Regions from separate parts of the Homo sapiens genome. Here region 2 is linked to region 1. Evidence: read pairs that join two places in POLR2A ChIA-PET (ENCODE). Cell type or tissue: PC-9. All regions are shown on one strand. Links, peaks and the distances in the headings refer to the core of each region. The heading gives the core; the rest is flanking DNA.

Region 1 (11,157 bases), core at 3,138-7,137:
CTTTGTTCGAGGTGGCAAAGTGCCCAGCTAAGGCATTCACTTTCCCAGCCTCCCTTGCAGCTAACAGTGGTCACATGGCCCAGTTCCAGCTAATAAGATGTAAATAGAAAGCTGCAGGAGGGTTCCTGAGAATGCCTTCCTACCCCAACTCCCTTCTCTCTCTTTCCTGCCTGGAGGTGAAGCAGCCATTTTAGAACTAGACAGCAGTGCACCTGTGGGTGAAAACCAGTGCACTGAGGATAAAGAGCACTAAGACAGAAAGTCCCAGGCCCCTGATACATCAATGACTGACACAGCACTGGCTCAGGACTGCTTGTCTCTGGGTTTCTTTATTTAAACCACCTTTGGTTGGATTTCCTGTTACTTGCAACTAAAATGATTCTAGACAGTGAACCATTATGATATGTAGGAATAGACCAGGCATTCTGCAGGAGGAATGGCTGAAGCAAGTGGAGGAAAGTAGAAAAGCACAAAGCATGTGCCGTGGCCAGGGCTGTTGGCTCCCCAGTATCCAGTTGGCACCAGATGAGACCAATCATGGCACCCTCACTGACCTTCCTGCCAGTGACTGGTCTAGGAAGGTGCATGTGACCCCATAGTGGCCAAGGAGACCCAATGCAGAGTCTTCTGGAAGATTCCAGAGAATATTTTCAGGCTTCTAAGAGGATAACCAAGAAAGACCAACCCCTCCTCTCTCCTCTCTCATACATTTCTCACATCTGGAACTGCCTGGAACTGTGATCAGCCATCTTGTCAACAGAAGTGTTGGCCTGTGGATGGAGCTGATGCCCCAAAGATCGCAGAACACAAAATGAGAAAGAACTAAGTTCTTTACTTATGTCTTTGAGCCCCTGGATTAACCAACCAGCAGCTACCTGAACTCCTAGGTGAGTAATACTAATCATCAAAGTCATGGTTGTTGAAGACACTTTGAGTTGGGTTAACTGTTACTTACAGCCAAGATCATCCTAATTCCATTTATTTGAGGGAGAAAAGCTTGATTGATCATCATCAGTTAACTAAGCAGATAGCATGTGTTTGTCTTAAGTTTGTGCATACACGGCTTCTTTTTAATCTCCCAGAGTAAATCACAAACACTTGCTTCAGGGCAAGAATCTATCTGTCTTTGATTAGATCTATATCATATTGGCAGGCAGCACAGCATGACGGTAAGAACATGAATTGTAAGCCAGACTGCTTAAGTTTGAATTTCAAGCACTGTGACCTTGAATGTATTGTTTCAACTCCCTTTACTTTGCTTATTTTAAAAAATAGAGATAATAATAGCATCTCCCTGGTGGGCGGGGTGGTTGTAAGGATGAAATGAGCAAGCCCACGTGACGAACAGTTCCTGGAATGTGGTAAGAACTGTGTAAGAGTTAGCTTCTGTCACACTGATACACAGGCAAACAGCATTGTCGATCCAGTATGTCCTCCCACTGTTATAGCAAAAATATTCCCATCTTGCAGATAAGGAAATGAGGCATAGAGCATTAAAGTTCTTTGTCAAAAGTTCACACAACTGGTAAGCAGAGAAGCTTGGATCTGAGCCCAGGCAGTAGGGCCCCAGGTCCCGATCTCTTAACCACTGTTCTATTCTAGATCTTTTGCATGGTGGTCAAATTGAATGAATCAGGCAGCTAACCGAGGGGGCTCATTAAGCTGGCTGGAATCCATCTTGCTTTGCTGGTCCATGAATACAGCTAAGTACCAGCGACAACGGTGTGTTCCTTCTTTGCCAGGCTCCTTGCCATCTCCCAGCTCCAGTCATTTCAAAGCACCATTATCATTTCTCTCTTGCAGTTTGGAGCCTCTGAATGGGTCAGCGGGCTTGCAGATACAGAGGGAGCTCCGCCAAAGCCCCACCATCTGGCACAGCCTGAGAGATCGCATATGCCATGGCCTTCTGTGTGAGGCATCCTTCGCAATGAGTCCAAATGAGGTCCTAAATGCTCCCGATCAAGGATCAAAGCGGGTGGTCCGCAAGGCCCCTGTCGAGAAGTGCCAGCTCCCCACAGCTAACAGTCCCCCAGGCCCTAGGCCTTCTTCAGCTCCTGGGCCAGCAGCCCAAAAGAGAATTAAGTGTGGTGGGCGGCAATCTTCTACTTGTTCAGCCTGAAACAGTGCCCTTCAGGTGGGAGGCATGAAAGAAACAACTGACATGAGAGCAGACCACAAGTGCAGGGCACCTACGTGGCAACTCACAGGGCCAGGCACTGCATGGGGTGCCAGGAGCACAAAGGTAAATAAAGCCTGGTTTGTGCCCTGAAGACACCCACAGTGTTGAGCGCAAGACAGGCAGTAAACAACTAAGATGAGCCAACATGTATTGATCGCTTCCCGTGTGCCAGACAAAGGATGAACAGATTGGTTGGGTCTCCACACCTACTCCATGAAATCGCTCCTATTATCATCTCCATTTTCCCCAGGAAACGGAGGCACACACAGAGAGGTTAAGTCACTTGCCCAAGGTCACACAGCTCATAAGCAGCTACAGCCAGGGAATGAAACCAGTCCTTCTGGTTCCAGAGTCCAGCCTCTTAAGCATCCACTCTGCTTCCTGCCTGTAGCACTCAGAAGAGGCATGGCATGTGCTTTAAGTAAGGACTAGGTGCAGGTGCCCTGGGAGCCGCAAGTGGAAAGCAATGATTCCTCCTCCCACTGGAGAGAGGATGCCCGGAGGGAACAGGGGCCATGAGAGGTGGGCAGATGTAGACTTTGCCAGATGATGATGATAATGATAAAAAATAATGGTAGCTGACGGCCGGACGCAGTGGCTCACGCCTATAATCCCAGCACTTTGGGAGGCTGAGGCGGGCAGATCACGAGGTCAGGAGATCAAGACCATCCTGGCTAACACGGTGAAACCCTGTCTCTACTAAAAATACAAAAGAAAATTAGGCGGGCGTGGTGGCAGGTGCCTGTAGTCCCAGCTACTCTGGGAGTAGCTACTCTGAGGCAGGAAAATGGCGTGAACCTGGGAGGCAGAGCTTGCAGTGAGCTGAGATCGCACCACTGCACTCCAGCCTGGGCGACAGAGCGAGACTCTGTCTCAAAAAAAACAATTAATAATAATAATAGTAGCTAACGTTGACCGTGTGTGCACTAAGTGCCAGCCACTCTTCTAAGTGACTCATCCGTGTTTTTCTGTTATTCCACTCAACACACTTAAGGGGGCTACCATCACCATCTTAATTTTATAGACAAGGCAACTGAGCCATAGAGAGATTTAGTGACTTGCCTAATCTCAGAAGAGACAGAGTCAGGATTTGAACCCACGGAGTCTGGCTTCAAAGCCAGACCACAGAGATGGGGAAGACAGTTTGGGCAGAGGAAGCTCCCTGGGCAAAGGAGAGTGTGTGGGGTGGTGCCTGAGCCTGGAGAGGGAGCATAGCCTAGGCATGGTGTGGTGCATGTGCTGTGGGCAAAGGGGCATCAGGGAAAGGGGGTTTAACAGGATCTTTCATTCAGCACAAAGGAGAAGGGGCCTCAGCCTGAAAGTGGTTGAGTGGTGTTGACGCTTTCTCCAAAGCAAGATCGTGTGTTTGATGGAAGGGCAGGAGACTGAGTCCTGATCCTGGCTCTGCAGCACCATGTGACCATGTCCATGAGACTCAGCTGTCTCTTCTGAGAAGTGGGCACATCACAGCCAGTAGTAAGATAAAAATTTCAGTACACAGAATAGCATAAAAGGAGGAGCGGTGCAGAGCATACAGTTGGTGTATATTTGGAGTACAAATGTGAAATGAGGGCACCAGAAGGAGAGGCTAGGGGGGCGAGCAGGCAGGCAGGGGAACCAATGAAAACTTTTACACAGGAAGAGTTTGTATAGGAGAGTGATGTGATCTGTAACAATCAGTCTGCTTCATTGCAAACAACAGAATCCACTCTGGCTTACGCAAAACAGAAATTCATTAAAGGGTAGTAGGTGGCACAGAGACTCTTCCAAAGGGCCAGCGCATAGATCAGGAAACACACAGCTAGGAGTTGCACCAAACCACGGGGCACTAGACACCAGAAAGTGCACCTGCCACCCCAGAACAACCAGATGCCTCCACTCCCTCGCTTTAAGAAAACCTCAGTTCTGTCTGTCTAAGCTGCCTCCATATTCCCTCCCAAATCATAGCCTCAAATGAGAGGATATGATTGGAGAAGCCAAAGTCACATGACTGCCCCCAGCAGCAAGGGAGTCTGGATGAATGTCTTCTGGTTTCTTTCCTGGAGAGGTAGAAACTGCACAATGGGAGACTATCTCAACACCAGGTGGACATTCAGAAGATGCTGGGTAGCTTCAGAATGTCTCAAATGTCCCTTACGTGGTTTTATTTGCATTTTAATTAGATTTCTCCAGCAGGATCCTGAAATTGGGATTTTAGGACAAGGCTGGAGACAGGGAGATCTGCAGCAGATGACAGCAAGAGAAATAGGAACCTGAATGAGGGCAATGGCTGCAGAGAAGGGGGTGGACGTTAGGAAATATTTGGGAGGCAAAAGTATCAGGGGACACAAGCGGAATCAAAAGGATCAGCAATATCTAAAGCATTGTACCCCTATTTACGCAAAACCAAACTCTAGGAAAGGATACAAACCATTGATAAGGTTGGCTTTCAGGGAGGGAAGTGGAAGTGAAGGGGAAACTGGGGCAAAGAGGGGCTTTCATTCATGGTTTTATTCACAGGACATTAATTTTATTGATCTTTGATTCCTTTGCAACAAGACTGTGTGCTTCTTTTTTTTTTAGACAGGATCTCTGGAAATGGGATTTTAGGACAAGACTGGAAACAAAGAGATCAGTAGCAGATGACAGCAAAAGAAACAGGGAACTGAATGAAGGCAGTGGCCGAGTGCAGTGGTGCAATCTCAGCTCACTGCAGCCTCCATCTCCCCGGGCTCAAGCAATCCTCCAGCCTCAGCCTTCTGGGTAGCTGGGACCACCAGCATGCACCACTATGCCTGGCTAATTTTTTGTATTTTTTGTAGAGTCAGGATTTTGCCATGTTTCCCAGGTCAGTCACGAACTCCTAGGCTCAAGTGATCTGCCCGCCTCAGCCTCCCAAAGTGCTGGGATTACAGGCGTGAGTCATCACACTCAGCCAAGACTGCTTCTTACTTGGCCTTCTTTAGCTGTTCTGCTCAGATGCTGCTTTTCAAGGAAATAAAAGCCATAGGAGCTTGGCTGGGATGGGCACCAAAATCTTTGAGGGGGCTGAGATCCGTGGTCTATTCACCTTTTAACCCCAGGATCCTGGCATAAGTGCTGACCCACCCCTGGCACTCAGTGATGGCTGATTGTGGATTGCCACATTGGCTTGAGTTACAGCTTCAAGACGGTCTGCTCCATTAGAGAAATAAGAAGGAAAGAAATGTTGTTCTGTGCCCCTGACCGTCCTTTTAGGCAAGGATGTTCTCCATATATTCACTCAGTGAGGTTTTATGACACCTCAATAAGCCAGCCAGGGATCTGGATGGGGTAGAGGCCACAGGACAGGCCTGTCCTCATTAGCTCTGACAACTACAGGGTTTATATTTTTCAAGCCACTGCAGGATTTAAGGCTCGGTGGTAAAACGGAAGTGCAGAAGGGGAGAGAGTTCCCAGCCTGGGAGGGAAGGGAGGGAGTTCTAAGCCTGGCTCGATTGTTTATCAGCAGTGGGACCTAGGCAAGTTGATTAAACATCCCTCCGTCTCAGTTTCATGCTTTGTAAAATGAAGAAGAAAATCATCACGCCTACCTTAGGGGTGAGGGTTAAAGGATATGACACATAGGAATGCCAAGAACCACTCCTAATGCGCAGTAAGCATGCTGTGTAGCTCTTAGGATCATAAGATTTTTCTTAGGAGATTGTGCAAAGCTGTTCCTGCCTCTGGGATTTTGCCCCTGCTGTTCCCTCACTGTGAAAGTCTTCCCATGCAGCTTCTTCTCCACTTGCAGATTTTAGCTCTGATGCCAGCTCCTCTGACCACTCAACATAAACTAGCCTTTCCCACCAGCGGGCCTGCTTGCTTTCTTCAGAGGACTCACCACTCTCAGAAAAATATCATCTTTTTTTGTTTGTTTGTTTTTAACTTATTGATTGTCTGTTTTCCCACACAGGAACTGTCAGCACCAGGAGGTAATGCTGTTGACCAGGTTGTTTCACCTCCTTATCCTCAGAGCAGGAACAGTGGCAGACAGGCTCACCTTGCCTACCTGCTGAATGGGTGGGCAGAGCTTAGACTCCATTCTTTCCCACCCTAGGTCCCAGGATTCTGTCTCCGTGTTTTGACTTCATTCTTCTGAAGGGCACTGGTGTATTTGAGGGGAATTCTCTGGATTCTTCCTCCAATCTGGAAGAGCTGGTCTATAAGTTAGGCTGCTGCTGCAAAGACCCAAAGCAACAGTGACCTCAACATAGGTGGTAGGGCAGCTCCACTCTACAATGGGGTCAGGCAGGCACCGGGCTCCCTCTGTCTTGTGGTTGCCGTCCCTAGGGTGTGCCCCTCTTCCACATGGCCCATGACAGCTCCCTGACATGTCTGGGTTCCAACCACATGAAAGGGAGAGCTGCCATCCTTGCCCTTTGAGGACTCCAGAAGGGAGTCACATTCACCACTTCTGCTCAGTCTCATTGGCCAGAGCCTGGTCACATGGCCACACCCAGCCCTGAGAAGGCTGGGAAATGTAGTCTTCACTCTGTGCAGCTGTACACCCAGCTAGAATTCAGGAGTGCTATTATTATGAGAAAAGTGAATAATGGAAGACATTCCTAGTTTCCAACCCATCTACCCTCACCTTCTTCCTTGGGCCCTGTAAAATGGATGTGCTTGTGAGAAGAAAGAGGAGATAGTGAATGAGCCCAGGAGAGGGTCCTGAGGAATCCGTTCCCACTTTGAAGTTGTGGGAGGGTTTGAGCTGCCTCCTTGTATCTTTCCTCTGCCCCCTCTTGCTCTCACCCACTCTAGTCGTGCTTAAGGATTGTATCTGAGTTTCTCCTGCTGATGGGGTCAAAGTACAATTGGTCTCCCCATCAAGCTGCTGATGCCCTGGTGTCCCTCAGTCGTGGCTGCCTGGTCTTGCTTTTCATGCCCAGTGCACAGAGAGGCTGGCTTTGTCTGGCTCAGAAATGCACTGGGCCAGGTGTTTCACACTCAGTCCCACTGGGTCACACCACTTGGCATGGACCCTGAGAAGCTCTCAGCTGCCAGTACTGGCAGCTCTGCCAAATGCCAGCCTCCTGGCCAGAGAGAGAGGACAGTGCCACCACTCAGTCTCCTTCGGGCAGCAAGTGGGCTGCTTGTCAGTGAGGGTGTGGGCATGCGGTCATCTCACTAGGGTGTCCGAGGATAGCCTCTCCGGGCAATGCCAGGTCTGCAGAAGGATCAGGCCAAAGGTGCCCTGTGGCCCGTCATTCCTTGGAAGCTACAGAGAACAGGTTTTCTACTGTCTGTTGGCTTCTGCCTCATTCTTATGTCTGAGCCCAGGAACCTGGTGCTGCCTTGTCCAGTGGGTCTTATGGGGAAGGAGCACTGGCATGGCCTTCCAGGTTTTGTCTGCCTCGCATGCATTCTGCAGCTTATGGTAGCAGCAGTTGTCTTCCCTCTGGAGAACCACCTCTTCTCCCTGTAGTTAGTGTGGGGCTGACCCCACCCTTGGCTCCAGGAGTGGACATGTGACCTCAGCCTGGCCAATCAGAGTTATCCATTCTGCTGGGCAAAGTTTTGAATGGAAGATGGTCACATGACCATGCCCGGCCAATGAGGGAGGTTAGCCAGCACTCAGCGCTCTGAGGATCTGGTCTCGCTTCCTTTTTTTTTCCTTTTTCTTTTTTTTTTTTGGAGACAGTTTCACTTGTTGCCCAGGGTGGAGTGCAGTGGCATGATCTTGGCTCACTGCAACCTCCACCTCACAGGTTCAAGTGATTCTCCTGCCACAGCCTCCCAAGTAGCTGGGGTTACAGGCACCCACCACTGCACCTGGCTCATTTTTTTGTGTGTTTTTAGTAGAGATGGGATTTCACCATGTTGGCCAGGCTGGTCTCTACCTCCTGACCTCAGGTCATCTGCCCGCCTCGGCCTCCCAGGGCTCTCTTTCATACTTCTGAAATTGCTGGGCTGTAAGATGTAGCCTGGAGCTTCTTGTGACCGTCTCTGCCATCATGAGGGGAAAACCTGCCTACAAATTAAGCGAAAACAGTGGAAGAAAAGCAGAGGGATGGAATGAGAGGCAGATTCCTGAATGCAGCTGTGCCCAAAGCCTGTGTTATCCCTTGATGACTCAGTCACATGAGCCAATGAATTCCTTTTTGGCTTGCAGCAATTTGAGGTAGGTTTCTGTCTCCCGAAACGAAAAGATTTCTTGCCTATGGTCTTCTTCCTGAATCCACAGAGCAGGCCTCGATGGACAAGGCCTCGGCCCACGCCAGGCACTGGGAGGGAGGCTGGGCTTCCTATCACTATGGAAGTGTCCTGCCAGCCCTAGGTTCAACCTGGCTGGGTCTCGAGCCCCTGCCTGTGAGGCCTCACCTGCCCTTTCAACAGGGCTTCGCCCGCAGCCCTGGCCCAGCTTCCTTTCCCTCAGCCCTGGTCAGCCCCTTCTGGCTGTGTTTCTCACTCTCTTTTCTCCCTTTTCCTCAGCTTTGTCTTTTTGAAGCTGAGACCCCTTTAGCCAACCCCTGAAATAATCCCATAGTTGCCAAAGACCACTATTGTGTTAATAATAGTTAATAAAATAAAATATTATTTTATATTGTGGTAAAACAATACACTTAAAAATTAACCATTTTAACAATTTTTTTTTTAAGGTGGAGTCTCGCTCTGTAGCCCAGACTGGAGTGCAATGGTGCGATCTCAGCTCACTGCAACCACCCCCTCCCGGGTTCAAGCGATTCTCCTGCCTCAGCCTCCTGAGTAGCTGGGATTACAGGCACACGCCACCACGCCCAGCTAATTTTTGTATTTTTAGTAGAGACAGGGTTTCACCACGTTGGTCAGGCTGGTCTCGAACTCTTGACCTCGTGATCCACCCTCCTCGGCCTCTCAAAGTGCTGGGATTACAGGTGTGAGCCACCGCACCCAGCCCATTTCCACAATTTTTAAGTGGACAGTTTGGTGGCATTAAGCACATTCCCATTGTTGTGCAACCACCACCACTCATGCACAGAATCCTTTTCATCTTGCAAAATTGCAACTCCGTACTCATTAAACACTAACTCCCCATTCTCCCTTCTCCCCACCCCTGGCAACCACCCTCTCCTTCCTGTCTCTATGAATTTTCCTATCCAGGTACTACGTATGTGTGGAATCATCAGCACAGCTGGTCCCAACTCACAGGATTTTTCAACTTTACAATGGTGTGAAAGTGACACGTATGCAGCAGAACCCCACTTCGAGTTCCCATACAACCATTCTGTTTTTCACTTTCAGTACAATATTCAATAAATCACATAAGATAGTCAACATTTTATTATAAAATAGACTTTGTGTTAGATGATTTTACCCAAAATTAGGCTAATGTAAGTGTTCCGAATAAGGTAGGCTGGGCTAAGCTATGATGTTCTGCAACTTAGGTGTATCAAATGCGTTTTTGGCCTATGACATTTTCAATGTATGATGGGTTTACCAGGACGTAAATCCATTGTAAGTTGAGGAGCGTCTACATTTGTTCCTTCATAACTGATTTCTTTTCTTTAGCATTATGTCATCAAGGCTCATCCATGTCATAGCATGGGTCAGAATTTCCTCTTTTTTTGAGACTGAATAATGGTTCATTGTACGTATATACCACATTTTCTGTATTCGTTTGTCATGAGTGGCACAAGGTCAGACATAACCAGGTCAATGCACGTTTGTATCTTTCCACAAGGTCAGACTTTTATTGATCCTATTTCAACCATAAAAGCCAGAAATTACATGGAGTTTCCAAGGAGACAATTCTTCTTAGTACCCCAACCCTCCGTTCACTTGGTCATCAAAGCCATGGGCACACACATTCAAGACGATCCGCAAATCAGTGAATATTACAAGCCATACATAGTAGTATACTTAATATATAAATGCTATAGGTTAAATATTCCACATCAAACAAAATAACATTTGACATCAAGAGAAAAGGGGATAGGAAAAATGGTTAACAAACCAGTCCAAGGAGAGTGACGTGGACAAGAAGAGTGTCCTGGCCTGATCTGGATGGGTATCAACATCTTGCAAAGAATAGTCTTTGATTTGGGCAGTCCTTCAGTGGCAGATCCTGGATGCTGATCACAAGGGACAGGAAGGCAGTGCCTATTAAGATGGCTATCTTAAGCTGGCGAAGCCCTGCTCTTTTTATAGCTCCAGGGTCCCCTGGTGATGATAGTAAAAGGGCATGTCCGGTTATGTTCTTATCTGATTGGGGGCTGTCTCTATTTATTAGGCAAATATCTGGTCCCTGTTGACATGACACTATTTGAAGTATAAGATGAAGTCTTTTCCTAACATGGAGTCACTTATGTCAAGGGCGCTGTCTACCTGGTTCATCTTTCAATAGACTCTTGTGTTACTTATACCTTTTGTATATTGTAAATAATACTGTTTTGAACATAGGTGTACAAATCTCTCTTCAGGTCCCTGCTTTCAGTAATTTTGGGTACATACCCAGAAGTGGAATTCCTGGATCGTATGGTAATTCCATTTTTAATGTTTAGAGGATCTGCTATAGTGTTGTCCATTGCAGCTGCACCTTTTTACATCCTCACCAACAGGGCACCGGGTTCCAACTTCTCCTCATTGTCACCAACACTTATTATTTTCTGTTTTCTTGTTTCTTCCTTTTTTTTTTATTTATTATAGGAATCCTAATGGTTGTGAGGTGGTATCTCACTGTAGTTTTGATTTGCTTTTCTCTAATGGTTAGTGATGTTGAGCATCTTTTCTTGTATTTTATGGCCATTGGCACATCTTCACTGGAGAAATGTCTATTCATATCTTAGAGCCTTCTTTATTCATTTTATTCATTCTTTAGTTTATTCATCCATCAGTATTTCTCGAGCGCCTATGATGTGTCAGGTATTGCTCTATGTGCTACGCTACAACAATGACAAGACAAAACAAACAAACAAAAAACAACCAACCAAACAAAAAACAACCAAACAAAAAAGAGCTGCCAACCTTAATCTATTTATAACATAATTCTTGCCTTGGAG
Region 2 (8,240 bases), core at 155-4,154, 440 kb before region 1:
ATTAGGGTTCCCTAGAGGGAAAGAACTGATAGGATTGATGTATATACGAAAGGGAATTTATTAATGAGTATTGACTCACACAATCACAAGGTGAAGTCCCACAATAGGTCATCTGCAAGCTGAGGAGCAAGGAAGCCAGTCCAAGTCCCAAAACCTCAAAAGCAGGGAAGCCGACATTGCAGACTTCGGTCTGTGGCTGAAGGCCCTAGAGCCGTTGGCAAACTCTTGGTGTAAGTCCAAGAGTGCAAAAGCTGAAGAACTTGGAGTCTGATGTTTGAGTGCAGGAAGCATCCAGCGGAAAGATGAAGGCTGGAAGACTCAGCAAGCCTAGTCGGTCCGTGTTCTTCTGCCTGCTTACATTCTAGCTGCACTGGCAGCTGATTAGATGGTACCCAGCCAGATTGAGGGTGGGTCTGCCTTTCCTAGTCCACTGACTCAAATGTTAATCTCCTTTGGCAACACTCTCACAGACACACCCAGAAACAATACTTTGTATCCTTTAATCCAATCAAGTTGACACTCAACCATCCCAGTTCCCTATAGAAAGTAAAAGAGAACATCTTGACCCATGTCCTTGAGTGAGTTGTTTTTCAGGAGCTAGGACCCCACCAGATGGAAAATGCTGACTGTTTTCATGCAGACCTCAGATAAAGGGGAACTGGGACTGAACCTGACCCCCAATTTTGTTCTAAATCTCTTCCTGAGGGGCCTGTAGAGAGTCACACCTATAGGCCAAACCTTAACATTCCTTTCAGCTGACCCTAAGTATTTTAGACAAACCTTGTTTTTTAAATCCATTGCAAATCAAAGAATCTCTGAATCCACCTGTGACCTTCAAGCCCCCAATCCAAAATATCCTGCCTTTTTAAAGGTAGACCAATATGTAACATCCATGTATTGGTTTATGATTTTGCTGGCAACTTCTCCTTTCCTGAAACTTACCCCTGCCTTTAAAAACCCTTCCTTATAAGCCCCTAAGAAGTTTGCATCTCAAGCATCAGCTGCCTGATTCTCCTTGCTGGTGCCCTACCTTAAAGCCTTGTTTCTCTTGCTACAAACCTCAGTGTCAGTGCTTGGCTTTGCTGCACCAGGTGAGCAGACCCAGCTTTGGTTCAGTAACATTGGGAGGGTAATTGTACCTACCTTCTCTGGTTTCTATAAATTGGGAATTGTTCATTTGCTGAACGATGGAAAACCCAACCCCACAGTCTGAGGGGAAAAAAGGATTTATTGGTGCAGATAACTGGAGGGTTCCAGAAAGGGACTGCCTCAGGCATGACTCAGGAAGAAGTGGGGACCAAAGGGAGGAATTTGGTAACAAGGTAAATATTTACCCCAAACCCAAGTTCCAAATAATAGTCTTTGGCTTTTGTGGCATATCCAGGTCAAATGATGGTAACACTGACAAATACGGGCGTAATCTCACACAAGCTCAAGGAAAAAGCAGATTCGTGGAGAGATGAACAGCTGAGGTCAGAACCCCTGTGTTCATGGAATGCAGGACACATCCCCTGTCTGTGTATCTATGGCCTGAGGGTCCTGACTGGCTTACCTGTTCCTGTTATTTTCACAATAAATTTGTTCAGGTCACCAACAATTCCAGCTTGAAAGGACCACAGAATCTCATCATAACCTGGGTGTTTGAATCCCAAATGTAGACTGTCCAAATGTCCATAGCTATCCTCAAGATTTCCGCAGCATGAAGCTGACATTTTTTCCTGCTCCTCCCAGCTCTCGTTTCTGGCCTCTGCTGAGCTCTTAACTCTCCACATTGTTTCTTGTAGCTGCCCGTCTTGTTTCTGCAGGAGTCCATTCATCTTGGGAAAAAAAATAGCCCAGAGAAATCTGAGCTATGTTAGGTATGCAGAAGGTATCAGGTCCAGGGAGACATGAGTATGAAACTTCAGTCACCCCTCTGGCCCCATGCCCAGGAGCAAGAGTTTAAAGGCGTTTTAGTCATGACTAGCTGCCTTCCCGATTATCTTGATGTTCCTGGAGTTTGTGATACAAAGAACAATGTGTAGCCAGTCAATGGTCTGTGTTATTTTAATGCAAATTCTTGGTGAACAACTTAGAAAGTGCCTCTTCTTTTTTCCTTAAAAACCCACTTGTAACTCTGGCTAATTATCTTGCATGTTCAGGGCAAATTGGATCTATGCTTCCGGGTGGTCATCCTCAAGCTTCGAGCTCAAACACTATAGTTAGTCATAATTTCTGAAACTCATTATTTAAGGTTGACACATCCAAGCATGGTGTGGGCTCCTCCTTGTATTTTTTTTTTTTGTTTTTGTTTCCTTAGAGTCAGGGTCTTGCCGTCACCCAGGCTGGAGTGCAGTGGTGCAATCATAGCTTGCTGCAGCCTTGAACTCCTGGGCTCAAGCGATCCTCTCGCTTCAGCCTCCTGAGTAGCTGAGACTACAGGTGTGTGCCACCATGCCCTGCTAATTTTTAAAAAATTTTTTTTGTAGAGACAGATTCTCACTGTGTTGCCCAGACTGGTGTAAACCAAAAAATAAAATTCTGAGGCCCTCAACCAAGTGAATGGATCCCTCCTCTCAGCAAAGGGCATTCCAAAGTAAACCTGGAACGAGAGTGCAGGGCACGATGGGAATGGCTTATGCCTTCCTCTTGTTGGAATTGAGGCACAGCTGACCAGCATTAACATTAAGGCAGAGACCTAAAGGCTGACAAATGACTCTTTGTAGCATTGTGACACATCACAAAATGACAGCAGGTTCTGAAAGAAATCCAAGTATTTTACCCTAAAATATATTAATTGGACCTATTTTGAAATGGCCCTGCAAAGCTGTCTCTGGTGGGAAAAATCTACATTCTGTAGAGAATCTCTTTCCCTTTCCAGGCCTAATTCCTGACCTGGGAGAGAATTAACTAAGAGTCTAAAAAAGAGACCTTTTTAGGCCTGATTAGAGCTCTGAAGGCTGCTCCTGGAGGCTTCATCTGTATGATAAAACCTTGGTCTCCATAACCCCTTATCTTAACCCAGACACTCCCTTCTATTGATTCCAGGACTTTAGGTAATAAGTTAGCACTTTCAACCAATTGCCAATCAGAAAATCTTTGAATCCACCTATGACCTGGAAGCCCCACCCCTCGCACCCTTCGAGTTGTCCCACCTTTCCTGACCAAACCAATATATATCTTACCTGTATTGATTGATGTCTTATGTCTCCCTTAAACATATAAAACCAAGCCATAGCCCAACACCTTGGGCACATGTTCTAGGATCTCCTGGGGCTGTGTCATGAGCCCCTAATATGGTCACTCATATTTGGCTCAGAATAAATCTCTTCAAATATTTTACAGAGTTTCAATCTTTTTGTTGGCACTGGTCTTGAACTCCTGGCCTCAAGCAATCATCCCACCTTGGCCTCTTGAAGCTCTATAGGCATGAGCCACCAGTCCTGGCCTTTCCTTGTTATTAGTCTTCTCAAATTCCATGTTCCTGGCAGCTGTGACGGACAGATTTTACTGGTGACGTTGGAGCAACACAGGTGGGTAATTTTATCTGTGCCCTGGTCCCTTGGCCACTTCTGCCACCTCCAGCATCTGGATGTGTTGCTTAGCAACCCCATCCCTTTCTACCTCCTGCCTTTGACCTCAACTTCACATCCCTACTCAAGTCTGAATAGTTCTTCTCTGGGCAACTCTTATCTCAGCTGGTGATAAATGGATTTTCTCACCTCCTGCCCTGGTAATACTCAAGGTGGCCACTTACTGGCTGTCTACCTTGCGGCAGGCACAGACCTATGCCTTGCACGCAGTATCTCACCAGTCTGCACAAGAGCCTCATGTGGGGCCTGTTCTCCCACTTTACAGATGAGGGAGCCTAGGATCCTCCACGAGAAGGGACTCAATGGTCTATAGGGGAGTTGGGGTTCACCTTGTGCTGTCTCACCCTGGGGTCCAAGCTCCTAACCAGGGTTCCCTATTTACTCAATTTAAATCATTCACCTGCCACTGTCTCCACTTTCCCCAGGATGATCCTTTGCTCCTGGGGTGGCCAAACATTTTCTGGCAAGTGCCAGAGAGTGAATATTTTGGGCTTTGTGGGACACATGGCCTCTGTTGCAAGTGCCCTGCTTTGCTGTCATAATGCCAGGCAGCCATAGCCAGAGACGATTTATACACAGATCAGCACTGCGGTGTCCCAGGAAAACTTGATTTACAAAAATAGGCAGTTGGCCTCAGGGCTGTAGTTTGCTGATCTCTGATAGCTTTCTTTAAATAAACCCATTTTTTTTTCACTAAAAAACTTTTATTTGAAAGAAACACTTAAATCATCCAGAGTAAATGTGAAACCAGCATCTCTTGCTGGGAAGGAAGGTAACTGTAAAAATAAAAACAGTAAACTTAAGCAGAGGTGCCATATTCTGCAGTAAGCCTGGGGGCTTCTCTTTCTTTGTTGGAAAGGATGAAAAGCTGGGCTTGGAGAGGTGGGAGAGGCACATCAGCACCAAATCAAGATGTTTTCTTTGAGGTAATTGGAAGAACCAAGAGAGACTGTATAGGATGTAATGTTACCGAGTGCCATGTTTGGTTTGTGCAAAGATTTCACACTCTGGGATTCGTGAAGCTCTGAGTAGAAGAGAGCAGGCAGTGGTGTTGGAATGTATTGCGCTCACCCTGGAGTGGGGATTTGGGGACATCTGTGCAGGCAGTGAGGATGTAGGATTCACAGGACAAAGAATGGGCAATGCGGCCTTGGCCCTGGCTCCCTGACAGCTCTAAGGGGCTGCTGTGGTTCCTGCAAAGCCTGGGACCTGGAAGTGTGAGGTAGGAGGCGGGACTCAACTCCAGAGGTGGGGCTCAGACACTGGACCAAAATCTGTGCTTGCTAAAACAGAGCTTGGGTGGAAGCAGCTTTTCATCAGACATGCCCACCAGTGTGCCATGTCAGTTTACCATTGCCATGGCAACACCCGGGAGTTAATACCCCTTTCCATGGCAATGACGTGAATACCCAAAAGTTACTCTCCTTTCCCTAGAAGAATGTTTTTAAAAGTAGGTATAAGGCCGGGCATGGTGGCTCACACCTGTAATCACAGCCCTTTGGGAGGCCGAGGGAGGTGGATCACTTGAGGCCAGGACTCCAAGACTAGCCTGGCCAACGTGGCAAAACCCCATCTCTACTAAAAATATAAAAATTAGCTGAGTGTGGTGGTGCACACCTGTAATCCCAGCTACTCAGGTGGCTGAGGCAGGAGAATCACTTGAACCCAGGAGGCAGAGGTTGCAGTGAGCTGAGATGGCCTACTGAACTGCAGCCTGGGCAACAGAGCGAGACTCTGTCTCAAACAAAAACAAAAACAAAAACAAAAGTGGGTATAAATATGACTGCAAAACTGCTCTGAGCTGCTCCTCTCTGCCTATGCGGTAGCCCTGCTCTGCAGGAGCGGTCACAGAGCAGTAATACTGGCTCTCTAATAAAGCTGTTTTCTTCTGCCTCCGGTTTGCCCTTGAATTCTTTCTTGCACAAAGCCAAGAACCCTCCTGAACTAAGCCCCACTGTGGGGCTTACCTGCCCTGCATGAGGTAAGTATCAACTATGGCTCAAAAGGCAGGTCAAAGGCAGCTTTTCAAGTATATTTGTGTCACAGAAACTCCCACTGTAACATCAAAAAATGAATGATTTTTTCAATTCCCTTTATTAGGGTTTCTTTCCCTGCCCCCCTCATTTCTCCACTTCTTTCTCTTCTCTCCGTAGGTATATAGTTATACTCCCCCCTCACACACTCATTTTGTGTATGTTCAAAAATATTTTGGTTATCTTTTATTTCTGGTAACTGCTTTTTCATCCTGCATGAGCAGCCAAGAAAAGAATTAATTTAGACTTTCTGCAATGTCAGGGCCTCTCATTCAATTACTCTCCTTGTCTCTTGGAAGCTCTGGTAACTTAGTTTAATGACCTCTCACACCTTACATCCTTAAAAAATGCCCCGTGTGTCTCCTGGCTCGGGCAGTCTTAATTATGTTGGCAGCTTTAGGTTTCCTTATTACCCGCACTCCAGGACCTCATCCCCACCCTGTCCCCATCTTCATCTTCACCCAGAGCTTCCCATCTCCCCACCTCCCTTATCGCCAATTTCTGTCTGCACTTTATCCACGATATTCCCATGTTTTCTGCTCTTACTAGAAACATTATTTTACCCAGCACTGCATTTTTAAACTGAAAGAAGATGGTGATTATTATGCCCTTATCGAAATCCATTACTTGAAAAGCTCGAGGTGAGGTTTGGGGAGGACTGTGGACTTCCATGCAGTTGGAGCAACAGATATGCAGCCGTTTAATTCCCTAAGTCAGGTGCGGAGGGAAGGGACGTTATCTCCTTAGTATGGGCGCTTGATTAACTGTGACGGAGATAAGAATTACACACATCCCCACAGCAGGCTGGGAAATAAAATTGAAGGAAGGGGTTTAAATCCCTTCACATCAAGCTGGAAGAAGCTCTATATGAACAATTCCATGTGATTAAGCCTTGGGAATGTTGCCTCTGCAAATCCCCAAGGGCTCTTATGTACATTTCCATTTTGTTTCCATAAGACTTTGGCTCCCAGGTGTCTGAGACTGCAGGAAAGTTAACCAGCAATAGCGTTGGGGCTAGGGAAGGGCAAAGCTCTCGGAGACCTTGAGAGTGAAGCTTGGAAGTCCCCACCTTCATTCGAGCCTCTGGCTCAGGCTGGGAGAGAAGATGGAGTCGGTCCTGGAAGGTTCGGTGGTGAAAGAGGATGACAGGACATTTCCAAATCATCATAGGAAAGTGGTAAGTGCTCTACCATGGCTCAGCATGCTGTGTGCCAGGGTTACACCCTGAGGAGCAGGAGTGCTCATGGAGGGCTGGATGTTATTCTTTCATCCAAAAAGTATCTCTTGAGCCCCTACCATGAGCCAAACATTGGGATGCAACAGGGAAGAAATCAGACAACCTCCCTGCCCTCAGGGAGCTTACACTCCTGGGGAGGAGGTAGACAAAAAACACAATTCATAATATATTTTGTTGATTTGGAAATACACCATTTGTTGCACATTTTAATATTTAAAATTGGAGTGCATCTTAATAGTGTCATTGTGTTGCAGTTTGTCAGTGTTTTTCCCTTCTCAGCAGTGTGTAAAATAATGGTGCATCTTATAGTTGCTGGCATCTTAGATTTGATGACATTCTCCAGTACTTCAGGTCATAATAATGACTATGAAAGGAAACAAATAGCCAGGTGTACCTGTCAGAGAACAAATGGCAGGACACAAATGGCTCAATCACCAAGGTGTGGTTGAAGAGTTTATTTGTATAAATCAAAGGGGCAGGAGTACGGTTTTGTTAATGTGGATATGCCACATAGTGCTGAAGCTTGGGCTTTTAGTGTCATCATCGCTCCACTAATGTACATTGTACCCATTAAGGAATTTCTCATCCGTAACCCTGCTGTAGCCCTCCCACCCTTTGGAGTCTCCAATGTCTATTATTCCACACTCTATATCCACATGCACACATAATTTAGGTCCCACTTATAAGTGAGAACATGCAGTTTTGACTTTCTGAGTTATTTAACTTAAGGTAAATGGCCTCTGGTTCCATCCATGTTGCTGCAAAAGACATAATTTCATTCTTTTTTTTTTTTTTTTTGAGATGGAGTCTCGCCCTTTCACCCAAGCTGGAGTGCAATGGTGCTATCTCAGCTCACTGCAACCTCTGCCTCCCAGGTTCAAGCGATTCTTCTGCCTCAGCCTCCTGAGTAACTGGGATTACAGGTGTGTGCCACCATGCCTGGCTTATTTTTTGTATCTTTAGTAGAGACGGGGTTTCACCATGTTGGTCAGGCTGGTCTCAAACTCCTGACCTTGTGATCTGCCCACCTCGGCCTCCCAAAGTGCTGGGATTACAGGTGTCAGCCACCGCGCCTGGCCAATTTCATTCTTTTTTATGTCAGAATAGTATTCCTATTCTATTGAATGCTATTCCTATTCATAGAATGTAGTATTCCTACCCTATGTTCTATTCTGTGAATATATATATGTGTATATTTTTCACATTTAGGAATACTATGGCAGAAAGTATATATGCCACATTTTCTTTATCCAATCATCTGTTGATGGATGCTCTCCATCTATTTATTTTTATAATAGAGAGGTGGGTAGAAAGATTTGTTTTCATGAATGGAAATAAAGGCCAGCAGCATGAGAGGTAATAAGTAGTGATGACTCTCGCCTTCTCTGTTGAGGGACA

The links. Peaks named below come from ENCODE experiments on the same cell type or tissue, not always from the same donor. Only the 100,000 strongest peaks of a DNase experiment are listed, where the experiment ranks them.
Region 2: POLR2A ChIA-PET joins it to region 1 with 5 read pairs; 1 of 35 experiments calls an interaction of 5 or more read pairs at or near these places.

Annotation. Positions count from the first base shown.
Region 1 is chr20:48,093,686-48,104,842 of GRCh38, reverse strand. No RefSeq gene overlaps it. Among named protein-coding and RNA genes, the nearest start is that of LINC01522, 110 kb to the right of the region's middle. RefSeq lists an enhancer at 10,211-10,380. In PC-9, for the core only: no CTCF peak of the experiment used is centred there; a DNase peak (open chromatin) is centred at 5,102.
Region 2 is chr20:48,532,259-48,540,498 of GRCh38, reverse strand. LOC105372646 (a long non-coding RNA gene) reads left to right here. Exons shown (of 4, transcript XR_936817.4): 3 at 6,563-6,782. Among named protein-coding and RNA genes, the nearest start is that of LINC00494, 180 kb to the right of the region's middle. In PC-9, for the core only: no CTCF peak of the experiment used is centred there; DNase peaks (open chromatin) are centred at 1,348 and 1,858; H3K4me3 peaks cover 918 bases; H3K27ac peaks cover 3,031 bases.